3 separate regions of the Homo sapiens genome follow, and all the other regions are linked to region 1. A link is a loop called in an ENCODE intact Hi-C map of the cell type or tissue named here. Cell type or tissue: ascending aorta. All regions are shown on one strand.

What was found. A loop is a pair of places that touch in the nucleus more often than their neighbours do. Peaks named below come from ENCODE experiments on the same cell type or tissue, not always from the same donor. Only the 100,000 strongest peaks of a DNase experiment are listed, where the experiment ranks them.
Region 2: a loop joins it to region 1, with 3 times the contacts of the local background. A loop is called at or near these places in 2 of 110 quality-filtered maps.
Region 3: it touches region 1 in a loop (3-fold over the local background); 2 of 110 quality-filtered maps call a loop at or near these places.

Annotation. Positions count from the first base shown.
Region 1 is chr13:28,817,889-28,822,888 of GRCh38, reverse strand. It overlaps MTUS2 (microtubule associated scaffold protein 2), which reads right to left and starts at 2,550. Exons shown (of 16, transcript NM_001033602.4): 1 at 2,278-2,550. RefSeq lists silencers at 2,576-2,645, 2,736-3,085 and an enhancer at 2,176-2,676. In ascending aorta, CTCF peaks have their summits at 2,219 and 2,968 (motif pointing left); DNase peaks (open chromatin) are centred at 2,363, 2,938 and 3,312; H3K4me3 peaks cover 3,846 bases; H3K27ac peaks cover 2,363 bases.
Region 2 is chr13:28,934,964-28,939,963 of GRCh38, reverse strand. All of the region lies in intron 2 of MTUS2 (microtubule associated scaffold protein 2), which reads right to left. Among named protein-coding and RNA genes, the nearest start is that of MTUS2, 120 kb to the right of the region's middle. In ascending aorta, no CTCF peak of the experiment used is centred here; no DNase peak of the experiment used is centred here; H3K4me3 peaks cover 742 bases; H3K27ac peaks cover 1,278 bases.
Region 3 is chr13:29,124,582-29,129,581 of GRCh38, reverse strand. All of the region lies in intron 5 of MTUS2 (microtubule associated scaffold protein 2), which reads right to left. The region is part of intron 1 of LOC124903144 (a long non-coding RNA gene); the gene reads left to right. Among named protein-coding and RNA genes, the nearest start is that of MTUS2-AS2, 120 kb to the left of the region's middle. In ascending aorta, no CTCF peak of the experiment used is centred here; no DNase peak of the experiment used is centred here; H3K27ac peaks cover 3,661 bases.

The sequences.
Region 1 (5,000 bases):
GTCAACTATGATATTGTACAGATTTTTTTCATCTTTTCAGATGACAAAAATTAAACTAAGAATAGGCAATTTTATAAGTTAATACTTGAACACAGGTTTGAAGACAGGGATAGATTCAGGGTCTGTGGAACCTTGGGTTTATATAATTGGGGGGTGGGAATATAGAAAGAGTACTCTCCTTATTTAAAAAAAAAATCCAAAAGTACAAATACAAACTCAGGGATGACCACATGAACACACTGCCAGTGCCCCTCCCAGAGGGCTCCAAAGAAGCCTCTGTGACGGAGGGACCTGAGGCTTAGGTTCATTAGCTCCCCAGTCGATCTGCCTCTGCTGGAGATAGAAAGGACTAGAGAGGTTTCTGCCACAGCATTCAAATCTCTAGAAAATCGCTAAGCATAACAGTCTTCTATTACATCAATCCCCCAGATGCTATTCTTACCTCTCTTTCACAAACCACCATCCCTGCTGTTCCCTCCAATTTGGCAACAGCAATTCATTATAAAAGTGCGTATGCCGGAGTGGGTTTCGGCATCCTCCTGGATTTTGGCTTTAACAGTCTAGTTCCGTGTCAATTATGTAATAGCCCAAACAGGGAGTTTAATGGAGTACCAAAAGCACAGTCATAGCTCTTACATAAGCCTTCATAAACCATCCATAAGATCTGCTCCTAGATTTGGATATTTGGGATTACATAAGGGAGACAGAAAACACTGACTCAGAGGCCAGGTTTCTTTCTGACCTTAAAAACAATAAAAACTTTTTGCACTTAATTTACTAGTTTATAGTAAAAGTTTTTAATTTGATATGGAAAATAATCTTTCCTATGACTTACTTTACCGTGTAAACATAAATGAATATCCTGCCACTACTACTCAACTTTCATTGGTACTTCTGCAAATGAAATATATCACTTAAGATTCCCGTAAGTATTCTACATGGAATTATGGGTCCCTAATAAACATCAACTACTCTTCGCAGGAAAATCAAGAAAGAGCATTTAGACAAAACACAAAAGTCTACATGCTGTAATTCTCTGATGTGTCCCCTTTCCAATACCATTTTTTTCTTCCCATGTTTCTAACAACGTATTTTTGACTTACCTTAAACCACTGTAGCAACACCATAGGCTACAGAAAGTGACAATACAATGCTCCACAATGGGTCTCACCCCTGGCTACACGTTAGAATCACCAGGAAAGCTTTTTAACATTACAGGTATCAAGGTATCAGCCCAGACCAATTAGAACAGAATACTGGGTGGAGGAGGGACAAGGGCTGTTCCCAGCCATCAGTATATCTGATGTTTTCTACTTTTGTATTTTTACCTGAAAAAAATAGCCATAAATGTGAGTACTGGTTTTGGGGCCTGGGGAAAGGGAAGGGAAAGAGAGACACATCTTTAATAACTGGCAACTCACAATTACTAAGTTTCCATCAGAGATAAAAATAAAATCATTCAATAGTTTGAAAACTAGAAAGTATACATGTAGGATCTTTTTATCAATAAGTAGTCAAAGAATTCTCACCAATTCCTAATAGACTTTACAAAACCAATTTTTTAATGCTTTACAATTATACCTAATGACTTTTTTAATATAGGGTCCTATATTATCTTAAAAGGGTACCTCAAGCTAAGACCACTGCTTATCTCCAAGTAAACTAAAAGCATGACACTCTCTTCTTAGGTGCTCTGGTAATCACACATAACTTTACCAATGAGCAAATTTTTTTAAGCATTTATATAACAGAGAGTACAGGCGCCTTTGGTATCCTGCCAAGAGTACTTCTTTCCGTGTTTGTATTTAAAATAGAATGGTAGTAACATCACTTGTGTGCCTGTAATTCCTTCTGTGCACAGGCACAGAATGAAAAAAAAAAATGGATGTAGCAAGCCGCTTCACTGCTTTACCATTATAAAGCTTGAAGGAAATAACACACTCATACTAAATTAAGACGAAGACTCAGACCAAATTATCCAAAGCTGGGGGTGGGTAGGGGAGAACTCGCCTTAACTAACCTACCAACGCCTCTAAAGCAGTGGGTGTTGAACCTGGCAGCAAGCGAAGGTGCCAAAAGAGCTGCAGTCCCTAAGCCAGAGCAGGTGATGTGGGCAGGAAGCATCAGCGCTCTGGAGACGAGAAGCCGAACCAGCCCGGCGCTGCCCCGAGCCCGGCTGCGCGCTCCCCAACTCCGCTCACCTGTCTCCGGCGGGTCCAGAGGGCGGCAGCAGAGCCAGCCGACCCCACCGGACCGCGCAGCAGAGGATTCGCTCACCTGGGTCAAAAAGAGCCAAGAAAGATGTAATGTCCAAGAGGCCACCACTGCCCTCACGGAGACGCTCATCTCGGGCCGGGTTCCGCCACGCTGCTTCCTCCTCCTCTCCAGCTCGAGTTTTCTATTTACCGACAGGTCTGTACTCCGCTAAGCGGTCAAGGGTTTCCGCAGAAGGGGGGAGATAAACTTGCCCTGAGAGCCGGCGGCGGCGGCGCAGGTGGAGCGCGAGGGGCGCCCCCGCACCTGGAGCCGCCGGCGCTCGCTATCACCTCTGCCCGCCCACGCCCGCGCCGCGGCTGCGCTCCGCTCCGCGCCCCCGCACTCACCTCGGCGCAGGCACCGCCCAGGCCGCCGCCCCCGCTCGAGGGCCGGGGCGCAGCCGGGGACCGGAGCCGCCCGCACGACGCCCAGGCGCTCCCGGCTCCGCCGCGGCCGCGGCTGCTCCTCCAGCCGCCTCGCCTGGACAAAGAGAAGCCGCGGGGCCGGCGGCCGCCCAGCCCAACCTTCGCAGCGCGCCACGCAGCCGGCGCGCCTCGCCCGCGAGGTGCCGTCCGCGGTGACAGTGGCCGGGCGGCGAGCGGGCCCGAGCGGTAGGCGGCGCGGGGCAGCTGATGCGCGCACCCCCTCCCGGCCGCCCGGAGACGCACTCGCCGAGACCCAGGCGCCTCCTCCCGGCCCGCGCTCCGCGCCCCGCGCCCCGCGTCGCAGCTCCGCAGCCGGGAGCCGTAGCGCCCTCTGCCGACGGCCCCTGCGCCCGCTCCTGCGCGCGCGCCTGCCCGCCCCAGCCCCAGCCCCAGCCCCAGCCCCAGCCCCAGCCCCAGCCCCCGCCCCCGCCCCAGCTCCCGCCTCAGCCCCAGCCCCAGCTCCAGCCCCAGACCCAGACCCAGACCCAGCCTCCGCAGGCGGTGGGCGCGGCGCGGGCCGCTGCCCGCTGCGCGGCTGGTCACCGTGGTGCCCTAGCATCGGACCCCAGGAGAAAGGAGTAAGAATGAGTTGGCCGTTCCAGGGCAGGCCTCCAGGAATGGGTTCCGCTGTTTTCCGCTCAGAACAGAAGAGGGAGCCGCTTCGAATTAGGCGCAGCAGGAGGCATTGGGGTTCAGCATCGGGAAGAACTTTGGAGGACGCTAGGGTGCCTGATTCATAGGAGCCCAAAGCCAGTCTCTGAAAAGATTTGCGCAAAAGGCAGGCGTTTCTTTCTAGAAGCAAGCTTATTTCTATGTTTAATGAGCACCAAATGTGCCTCCCCACTGTCCGAGGGGTTCCAGCGAGCCTTGACTGCTCTTATGGTAAGGTAAATAGATTAATTAATGATTTCTCAAAGACCTTTTTCCAGTCCTACCTGAAATGCTCAGACTCCCTCACGCGGTGCACCTGGAGGTTTGAAAAGGCAAGCGAAACCAGAGGACTTCTGCAGACTGATTCAAACAGCAATGGAATAAACATTTACCATTATAAAGATGAAACGATGTTGCTGGTCTTTGCACTATTTAGGTTGGCGTTTTTTGTTTTTAGGGGATGTCTTTCCAAACCACTGTGTTAACCAATACTTTATGACAGTTAATTTTTTTTTTTAACCAACTGGACTACTTGGTGAAGGGAAATCATGAAATGGCACTTTTTTTTTTCAGACCACTGTCTTTAAAAATTATTCCAGAAGCTCTCCCTTCTCCCCTGGAAGAATCTGGGGCAAATTTCATAGCTTTTCCTGTCACTTTCAGGTGTTCATAAACAGTCAGATTTGCTGATAATAAAAAGTCCAGCCCAATCCAAATCAAAACTTTAATCGCAATCCATTCAAGCCTTCCCCACTAGCCTCCCACCACCCACCAGACCCCAACCTGACCCAAGCTCAGAAGCCTGCAAGGAGGAGGAAAACGACCTTCGCTTCCTGCTTCTGTGTTCTCCCCAGCTAGCTCTGTGAAGACGGGTTCCACCGCCGGGCACGGAGGCTCACGCTTGTAATCCCAGCACTTTGGGAGGCTGAGGCCGGTGGATTACTTGAGGTCAGGAGTTCGAGACCAGCCTGGCCAACATGGTGAAACCCTGTCTCTACTAAAAATACAAAAATTAGCTGGGTGTGGTGGCGTGCACCTGCAATTCCATCTCCTCAGGAGAATTGCTTGAACCTGGGAGGTGGAAGTTGCAATGAGCCGAGATCATGCCACTGCACTCCAACTGGGCGACAGAGCAAGCCTCTGTCAAAAAAAGAAGCCGGATGCGGTGGCTCACGCCTATAATCTCAGCACTTTGGGAGGCCGAGGTGGATGAATCACGAGGTCAAGAGATCGAGACCATCCTGGCCAACGTGGTGAAACCCCGTCTCTATGAAAAATACAAAAAGTTTAGCTGGACATGGTGCCACATGCCTCTAGGCTCCTCTACTCGGAGGCTGAGGCAGGAGAATCGCTTGAACCCGGGAGGTGGAGGTTGCAGTTCACGGAGATCGCTCCACTGCACTCCAGCCTGGCGACAGAGCGAGATCCGTTTCAAAAAAAAAAAAAACACTGGTTTCTCAAGTTGGGCAGGGTGGGGTTCTGACCCTGCAACTTCAGCCTCAGCTTCACTGGTGGTCAGCCTCATTCAGGCCCTCTGCAAGGCACCATGCCCTGGCAGTCAGTCCCAGCTACCTTCCACCACGTGCGTGCTGACCCACGGACACCAACTGGCATTTGGCCCATCACGCTATAGAAGTGCAGGCCACTGTCACTGCAGTTCTCTTTTCT
Region 2 (5,000 bases), 120 kb before region 1:
ATAAAGGAGAGTTCCCCTGCACAAGCTCTTTCTTGCCTGCCGCCACGTAAGACATGACTTAGCTCCTCCTTCACCTTCCACCATTGATTGTGAGGCCTCCCTAGCCATGGGAACTGTGAATCCATTAAACTTCTTTCCTTTATATATTACCCAGCGTTGGGTATGTCTTTGTTAGCAGCATGAAAACGGACTAAGACACTTACGTTCTCTTAGTTTTTTTTTTGTTTGTTTTTCACCTTTCCTAGTTTTTTCAGCAGGTGAACTGGTTTGCAAGAAACCAGTCCACCATCTCCAGAAGTAACACTAAAATTAAAATTTTATTTGGAAAAATTGCAATAGCAAAAAATTGATCCTGAACCAATAACTAATGAAAAATTATTTTGGAGCATAAAGCAAACACTCAATTTTATGTAGCATGGCAAACATTTGGAAACTGTTTTGTTGATGCTTCTTAAATATTACCCAAACTTTCCTTAGGCCTAAATACAGAAACAATTAGTATTGCAAAAAGCAATTCAGCCCCAGAGACATATGCTACACAAATTAAAACATGAAAATTCCCTTTTACACACAAAATATAAACAAACAGTCTTGAGTATTTAGCCTTTTATTTCTCCAGTTAAAAATGCCCCTAGTCTTTAGCTACCTGTTGCTCCCACACTAAAAACGTTCTGCAGTGGCTGTAAAGATACTGGCTTTTAAAAGTTAGCATCTGACAGGAAAGACACAATGTTTCAATACAAGGAAGAGCAGCAGTTGGGCAGAAGCAACCCAAATTTCCGGCCCAAAAGAGAAAACTGAGCTTAAGAACTAGGAAAGCTCAATGTAAAAAGCGAAACATTGTAAAGTTTGAGAGGAAACTGAAATGGAAATACAAAAATAGACTTGCTCAACAAAGAAGAGAAAGTGGTTACAGCGCTGAAGTATCAGATTACTTTGGTTAATTCCTGAAAAGTCTAGAAATGTGAAGCAGAATGAAGAAATTACAAGTGTAGAAATCTGATTGCACAGTCCACCTACTATCACATACCTATGCTATTAAGGGCAGAGAGTTCATTTGAAAAGCACAGTATTAAACGATGTTCACTTTTATGGATTCTCATTTTAAAGTAAATACAGCTATCTCATATGCCTTACAATGTCTTAAATTTAAAGTCTCAGTACGCCCGAAGCACTTAACTCGCTGGCTTATTTAGTCTTTAGTAAGGAAGGTGACTGGTAGAGTTAAAGTAAAACATTTGTCCTTTTTGTGCCTGTGTGAATCTCAATTTCTCCAATAAGTTCCCTTCTATTTCTAAAACTAAAAGATCCCATACAGAGAATTTGGGGGCATCTCATACTTGGGTACCACATGTTAGTAAGCAAGAAAAATTAGGCAAAATTATTTTTAATATAAAATGTTTCCTCCAGACTATAACCCCTAAAAAATCTAACCTTCTTTGCAGTATATATCCACTACTGATTTGAAAGAGGGCAAGAAAATATTCTTATCATTCTGATTAACACAACAATAATCATAAGACTATATATATTCTTTTTTAGCAAATTCTTTAGGAAATCAAAAAGACTATTTTTTTTTTTTTTGAGACAGAGTCTCACTCTGTCACCAGGCTGGAGTGCAGTGGCACAATCTCAGCTCACTGCAACCTCCACCTCTGGGTTCAAGTGATTCTCCCGCCTCAGCCTCCTGAGTAGCTAGGACTACAGGCACGCGACACCATGCCCAGCTAATTTTTGTATTTTTAGTAGAGACAGGTTTCACCATGTTGACCAGGATGGTCTCGATCTCCTGACCTCATGATCCGCTCGCCTTGGCCTCCCAAAGTGCCGGGATTGCAGACGTGAGCCACCGCACCCGGCCAAGACATTTTTAATAAAGTCAGCGATGTTTAACAATAAATTACACTTTGTTATATTCTCAGGAGCCTGCATGCACAAGGGATTGGATTAGGGAAGCATCCTCATTCCGAGGCATGCAGGACCTCTGGATAAATGGGAAAGTGTGGGTCAGTGGTTAGGAATCTCCATAAGTTGCTCTTCTTTTAAAGGAGTGAGGGTACCAAAGCTCCGGCCTATTAGGCTCAGTGTCTTCCTTCTTCAAGTCTTTGTCTTCAGACCTAGAGGTCAGCTGACCCAAATACTGGCCCCACCAGCCACAGGAGCCAGTCACTGTCCCCTTAACAGAAACCATGGCACCAAGAAGGTCACTGCACCCCACTCAGGGACACTCTAGGCTATGCTCTGAGGACACGCAGGACCCACCTACACTGTCCCAAAGTGGCCAGAAACCTGGGCTTTGTGCCAGGATGACAGCCATGACAGAGAGCTAGGAAGTCCATCAGGCGGTGTGAAACTGTGTCCAGAGTTGGTTCCTTCCAGTGGGTTCTTGGTATCCCTGACTTCAAGAATGAAGCCAGGGACCTTCGCTTATAGCTCTTAAAGAGAGCAGGGACCCAAAAATTGAGCAGCACAAGATCTATTGTGAAAAGCGAAAGAACAAAGCTTCCACAGTGTGGAAGGGGACCTCAGCGGGTTGCCGCTGATGGCTGGGGTGGCCAGCTTTTATTCCCTTAATTGTCCCCTGCCCATGTCCTGCTGATTGGTCCATTTTACAGAGCACTGATTGGTCCATTTTACAGTGTGCTAGTTGGTCCATTTTACAGAGTGCTTACTGGTCCATCTTACAGAGTGCTGATTGGTGCATTTTACAAACCTCTAGCTACCTACAGTGTGTTGATTGGTGCATTTTACAATCCTAGCTACAGAGTGCTGATTGGTGCATTTTACAATTCTCTTGTAAGACAGAAAAGTTCTCCAAGTTCCCACTCGACCCAGGAAGTCCAGTTGGCTTCACCTCTCAAAATCACCCTCCTCCTTCTGAGCATCACTGTTATTTCAGTCTATAGCCACAAGAACTGACTCCCCTAATAATCCTTCAAATCAAATTCTGCCCCTATTTCCTCCACAACCCCAGCAGTTCTCTTTAAGAAGTAAAAAGTACATCCCATACAGAAGGTCACATCATGTTGTTACAGCACAAAGGAACAAACCGGAACTCCCAAGTAGCAGAAGCCACACACCATTTTGAATATTAACAGACAGGCTTCCCCTGCCCACTGCACACTTTCCTCCACCACAAGGTCTTCATTCAGGCAACTGAGCATTCGGCACCATCTCTTCAGGATCAACATCTCAGAAGAAAGCAGAAGACAACCCAATCAATTCTTGGCTTTTGGGTTTCAAAGCCTCAGGGGACACCGGAAATGCCTGATGAGAAAAAGGCTAACTTGTCACACCCCACACGCCCTCCTCCAACGCTGCCAGACAGGACAGATTCTCCGTACTGAGGTGGAAGGGGAAGCCAGGAAGGAGTAGCTGCAGGTTCCAGAGGAAGGCACTCCATGTTCTTCCCCCAAGCCACACCAGACACTCAGTCCCATCCAACGAGCTCACCAAAAGGCACAGGCACCGCAGGAAAGCAAAGAGGCCAGCACCACCGCTGCCTTAGCTGTGAGCCACAGGCACCCCTAGAGACTCCTAGAGATAAGGAGCAATTGAAGGCCCTGTAAAACTAGGTCAGGATTAAAGTCAGATAAAGCATTTTTATCTCCAAGTAAAACATGCAGTCAAAATAAATCCATATTACAATTGTAAAAGGAAGAAAACTTATAAACCAAGTTGACTTTCAAAGGCTTAGGGTGCAGGGGTAGGGGGTGCTAGTTCGAGGTGACAAAGGTACCAGCATGCTGGCATGACACCTGCTTTCCCGCTAACATCACATAATCATGCAAACATCATGGCAACTAACGAAGTCCCTCCTGCTCAGGGCCTGTAAAAGAACATGGTGAGGCATGATTTCAATTCAGAGTACCTCTTTATTTCCCTAATACAAAATCTTGCCTCAAAAAACGAGTCTGGGCCAGGCCTGGTGGCTCACACCTGTAATCCCAGCACTTTGAGAGGCCAAGACGGAAGGATCACTTAAGGCCAGGAGTTCAAGACCAGTCTGGGCAACAGAGCGAGATCCCATCTCTACAAAAAGTTTAAAAATTAGCCAGATATGGTGCTACAAGCCTGTGGTCCCAGCTACTCAGGAGGTTGAGGTAAGAGGATCATGAGCCCAGGAGGTCCAGGCCGCAGTGAGTTATGATCACACCACTGCACTCGGGCAACCCAGACAGACTCTGTCTCTTAAAAAAAAAAATGAGCCTGGTCTTTGGAATGTTTGCACCCTGAGGCTGAGTTAAAATGTTTATAATTGCATTTGCTTTCCTTCTGGGTAGTGCCCTAAGACCAGGCTCATCAGACAATAATCCATGGAGACTCAAGGATGGGGCTTGCCAGGAGCAGCATATAATCCCAGAAAGTAACCACGAGAGGACAGCATGTAATCATTATTGCTGTCAGTACAGTCACTTATACATATGTGTATAATGGAACTATAAATGTGTTCCAGAGGACTTGTCTGCAATATTTCAAAACCAAAGGAGAAAAAAAAAAGGCTTTGGTGAGGATGTAGAACAAGTAGAAGTACAAACACTGCTCACAGTAGTGTAAATTGGTACAACCACTTGCAAAAACTTTGGAATTCTCTCCTAAAACTCAACATACGTTTGGCAATCTCTCCTAAAACTCAACATATGTACATCCTATGACTCAGCAATTTTACTCCTGTTTAGAACAAAAGAAATGGACAAAAATGTTCATAACAACATCATGCAGAATAGCTGAAAAACCTAGAAACAACCCGAATGTCCCTAAACAGTAGAATGGATAAAGTGTGGGCTATTCATACTATAGGACACTTCACAGCAATGAAGAAAAGAACTACAAAATGTCATGTGCTGAAGTGACAGTGTACAGCAAAAGAAGCCAGACACACAAGTGCACCTGATCAATGATTACATCTGCACAAACAAGAAGCATGGGCAAAAAAAAAAAAAAAAAAAAAAAAAAACGCTATGGAGATGAAACAAGTGGTCACCTACGGGTGGAAAGGG
Region 3 (5,000 bases), 310 kb before region 1:
ATATATCAATAAAAAAAACTACAAAGTAAAAATAAGTTTGAAAATGGAAAGAAAACAGTCATCTTTACTAAATAGGCTGAACCTCTTTGTTTAAACAACAATGATATGAAGAAGACAAGGTAGATTTGCTTGGGAAACATATTCTAAGTGGAAAGATCACCCTCCAGTCTTTTGCACAGGGAATCCAACCTTCGGGAAAGGTTGCCATCATGAGCCCAAATGTTCGTTTTATAAATGCAATTATGAAAAAAAGACCAGCATACAGAATCTGGACTCTGGCCCAATGACAGAAATACAGAATTACAGTTCTCTCAAATAACAGAGCTAAATGACAGCCAGTCCTTTCTGAATCTGGAATGTCATTCCGGATGGGGAAAAAAAAAAAAAAAAAAGACTGCCAGGGGAAAACAGTTCCATTCCAATACCTGAATATATGAGTAATCATAGTACTAAATATTTATAAACCAGAGAAAGTGCACAGAGTGTCCGCAATTCCACAGAAATGCACTTGCCACCACATTTAGAGAAATCTAAAGAAATGTTCTACAAGGCCCGACATTTAGGGCAATGGTTTGAACTAAACCTTTGTTTTATCATTTACAATTTCCTTTTAAACTAGGGTCATCCTTTGATGCACAATATAAAGGCATCAAAGATGAAGGTTTTCCTCATTATCTTATTTTTTATGTAATCACCGAATACATTTAGACTTTGTTCAGTTTTATATATATGAAACACCCAGGCATTGATCAAAACACCCAGACATGGATCAAAACTGAAAGTAGGCACAGAGTGAGGAATACAGTTGAAGGCAACCTGGCATTTTTTTTATGTTTGAATTAACAACATGAGTGACACATGGCTAGCATCAAAAATTTTAAATAATGATTAGAAGATAAAGAAAAAAACTAAAATTACCCCAAATGCCACCATTCATAAATATTCACTGTTGACTTTGGGAAATTATATTTTTCATCCTTGCTCATGTAAAGATTGCCAGTTCTTTATTTCCCTTTTCATTGAGGTGTATAATTCACCTTCCGTAAGATTTTCAAAATCATGTTATTGACATTTAATGTATATGCACTCACATTTTCTGGTATTTATAATGCGAAATAATCCTGAAGACCTCTTTTGCCCATCCTTTCCTCTCCTTCCTGTCGCCATCTGAGTCCCTCTGCATCATCTGTCTCTGGGCGATTCCTAACCGGTTTCCTCTCCTTGAGTTTCACCTTCTCTAACCCACTCCCTTTGCCGCCTATTATGTGGTCTTTAATTCATAAATCCAACTCACTCCTCATTGAACATTATTTTCTGGTCCCGCTGCATGTCTTCACGGCCTGAGAAAGGCCTGCCTGCCCAGCAGTGGCCCAGGAGGTCTAATCCCATCTCGCTGCTGCAATGTGTCATGCCTCTACAAATTCACATGGCTATTCTGTCTGTCTGTCCCACCTGCAAACTCAACTGATCCTTCAAATTTGTCTCTTCTTCTACTGCCTTCTTTGATGTCTCAAACTTAGACACCTTTCTAATACATTCAATTCCTCTGTACGCACCTCCATTACGCATCACATCAACATTTGCTTCAACACTGATCTCACCAGCCTGCAGCTCTGGAAAAGCAGGGATAGGTTCTTTTCAGGTTTGTACGTATAGCACTTTGCGAGGTATGTGCCATACCCCCAAAATTCAATAAACATCTGTTGAATACACTAATCTGTAAAACCACGCTGCTTAGCAGGAAAAATGGAAGTATTCAATATTAACTAAGCTATGGGACAAGCACATGGAGAAATGTGGCTCCTGCCAGTGAGCAGCTATCGGATCAGAGGAGAATCAGGGCAAGCGGGGCCCGGTGCAGCCATGTGCAAGCTGTGAGAGGCTGCAGTCAGCCCTGTCCAGAGACAGAATCAGCAGAATATGAAACACACACATGCACAGAGATTTCAAAAAATGAGATTACCCAATTATGGGGGCTGACAAAGCCAAAATCCACTGTGCAAGCCTACAGGGTGGAAACTTGGGGGCAGGAGCTGATGTTGCAGTCTTGAGGCACAATTTCTTTCTCTTCAGGGAAGCCTCAGTTTTGCTCTTTAAGGCCTTTGAAATGATTGGATGAGGCTCACCCAGGCTAAAGAAGATAACTTCTTTTTCTTAAAGTCAGCAAATTATAGATGTTAAGGACATCTACAACATACCTCCATGGTAACATCTAGATTCACATCCAAGTGAATAAGTGGGTACTCTGGCCTAAATGAGTGTCCAGTGAATAACTGGGTACTCAGGCCTAGCCATGTTGACACAGAAAACTGACCAACCCAGAGGGGAAATCCAGGGAGTGTGGAAGGACAGGACAGAGACCTCTCACTCACACTTGGGCAGGGGGAGGGGGCATGATATCAGGTAAGGATCTCTGGAGGAAGTGCTACTAAAGCTAAGGTTTTAAGGCTGAAGAACAAGTTAGGTGGTGTGGGAGCAGCTCAATGGCTGGGGCCAGGAGCAGGTGAGCAAGACGCATGTGGGTACACAAGAGACACCCAGGAGCCCAGACGGAGAGGGCACCCAAGACAGCACCTGGGGCAGAGGCTGGTGATCAGAGCACTGAACACTGACTGAGCACTGACCACATGCCCACCACTGTCCAGTGTGCTTTACATGCATTTTCTCTTTAATCCTCACAATCGCCCTGTGATATGGGTACCATTAACCACATGTGCTGATGAGAAAACTGGTGTACAAAGTGGCCAGTGAACTTTCCAAGGTCTCCCAGCTCCTGAGTAGAGACGCAGGACCCCAACATAGGCATTCTAAGGTCTTCAGGTTGTAGGATGAAGTAGAGCAGGGGTGTCCAATATGTAGCTTCCCTGGGCCACATTGAAAGAAGAATTGTCTTGGGCCACACATAAAATATACTAACAACAGCTGATGAGCTAAAATTTAAAAAAAAAAATCACAAAAAAATCTCATAAGGTTTTAAGAAAGTTTACGAATTTATGTTGGGTCACATTCAAACCCATCCTGGGCTGCATGGAGCCAGGAGGTTGCAGGTTGGACAAGCTCGAAGTAAAGGGCAGAGATGAAGAAATTACTTTAGCTTTGGATAGAAACAGGAAAGCAGAGCTAAAGACAGGTAGAGCGAGAGGGGTAAGTGGCAGTAAAATGGGAATTCTGTAGTGTGGTGGAGGTTTGGAGTAGCCACTGTGGAAAATGAGGCGAGAAATGAAAGAATGGGAAATACGGCTGTAGGTTAGCACAGAGAACAAAGATTTCAGAGGCTGACAAGGCACAGGATGTGACTACACGTATGAACTCTTCACATGGGATTGAAGGTTACTGCAGTCATAGAGGTAAGGAACTGAAAAGACCTCCTCCCCGTGGGTTCTCAGTAAAGGGCAGGAGTTAAGGGAAAGAGGAAGTGCAGGTATGAGGACAGCCCACCAACCTCATTTTTGGTATATGGAGAAGTTAAATGCGTGTCAAAGTAGTTCACATACATAGCTATATTCCTCTCCTCACTGTCTACTCCAGATAGTCTGTTAAAGACAGTGAACACAGCAGTCTGAGTAGAATATACAGTTCTTGCTTCAGAAGAAAAGAGAATCCCCAATTATGGCTATCCTTTGGCCAATCCAGTGGAATCATTTCAATTTTGTACATTTGCCACTGACTTTATTTCTGTGGATCACAGAATTCAGTAAGGGGATGCCTCAAACAGAAAGCTGTCTCATTTAAGTCTGTTCTGTGGCTCTGTGCAGGAAGTGAACTGAGTAATCTAACTATTGTCTTTGTTTGCTAAGTTTAACCAAAAAGAAGTCCTCTGGGTTTAAAAAATCATCATGAAATAAAGAGTTTGCCTTTTAACAACTTCATTTTACTGAGTGATTTTTATAACTTCCCAGGTAAAGCTATTAGTTTTCAGAGTGTAAATCCTGCGGCAGGTTGCCTCTGGGCTCTTGAAAAACCTAAGGTGCTTTGGCTAAGAAAACAAAACACAGGAGTGGCTGCATGAAACCGTTCATGTAGAAACAGCACAGCATATTCTTGACAAAGTGTTCATATTATTCAATAAAGTAGCTAGAAATGAAAACATTTAGATTCAACGTTTCTTCTTTCATTTTAGGAGATACGAAATTAATGTTAGATTTGCTTCTGTTGACAGCAGTCATGTTGCTTGGCAACCTTAAGTGTTTCTTGGGTTGAATTGCAAACGACTCAAGCAGCTACTCATTTTAAACCAAGGAAGCTGCTCAAGAAGTTCAATGTGATGCCTATCACATACCCCATCACTCACACTGATGCAAGAGATTTATTTGTAAGATGCTACCACTATTGGATGTAAACACCTACACCCCATTGGCCCTACAAGCTGTCCTATAGTTATCAAAGTGACATTTTAGCCCACTTGATTTAGTTTTCTATTTCTTTATTAACAACTAAATAATTGGCTGACATTGGACATTTAAAATTTATTTTCTAACTGTGGTAAAATTCACATAATATAATTTTACTATTTTTAAGTGTAAAGTTCAGTGGTATTAAGTACATTTACATTGTTGTGCAACAATTACAACCATCCATCTCCAGAATTTTTGCATCTTCCCAAAGTGACACTCTATACCTGTTAAACAGTAACTTCCCATTCCTCCTTCTCTTTAGCCCCTGACAACCCCATTTTACTTTCCGTCTCTATGAATCTGAGTACTCCAGGTACCTCCTATTAGTGGAATCATGCAGTATTTATTTGTCCTTTGTGTCTGGCTTATTTCACTCAGCACAATGTACTCAAGGTTCACCCATGTTGTAGCATGTGTCAGAATTTCTTTTCCTTTTAAGGCTGAATTGTCTTCTGCTATATGGATAAATGACATTTTGTTTATCCATTCATCCATCAATGGTTACTTGGTCTGTTACCACCTCTTGACTGTTGTGAATAATACAACTAGGAACATGGATACATAAATATCTCTTCACAAGCCTGCTTTCACATTTTTGGGGTATAT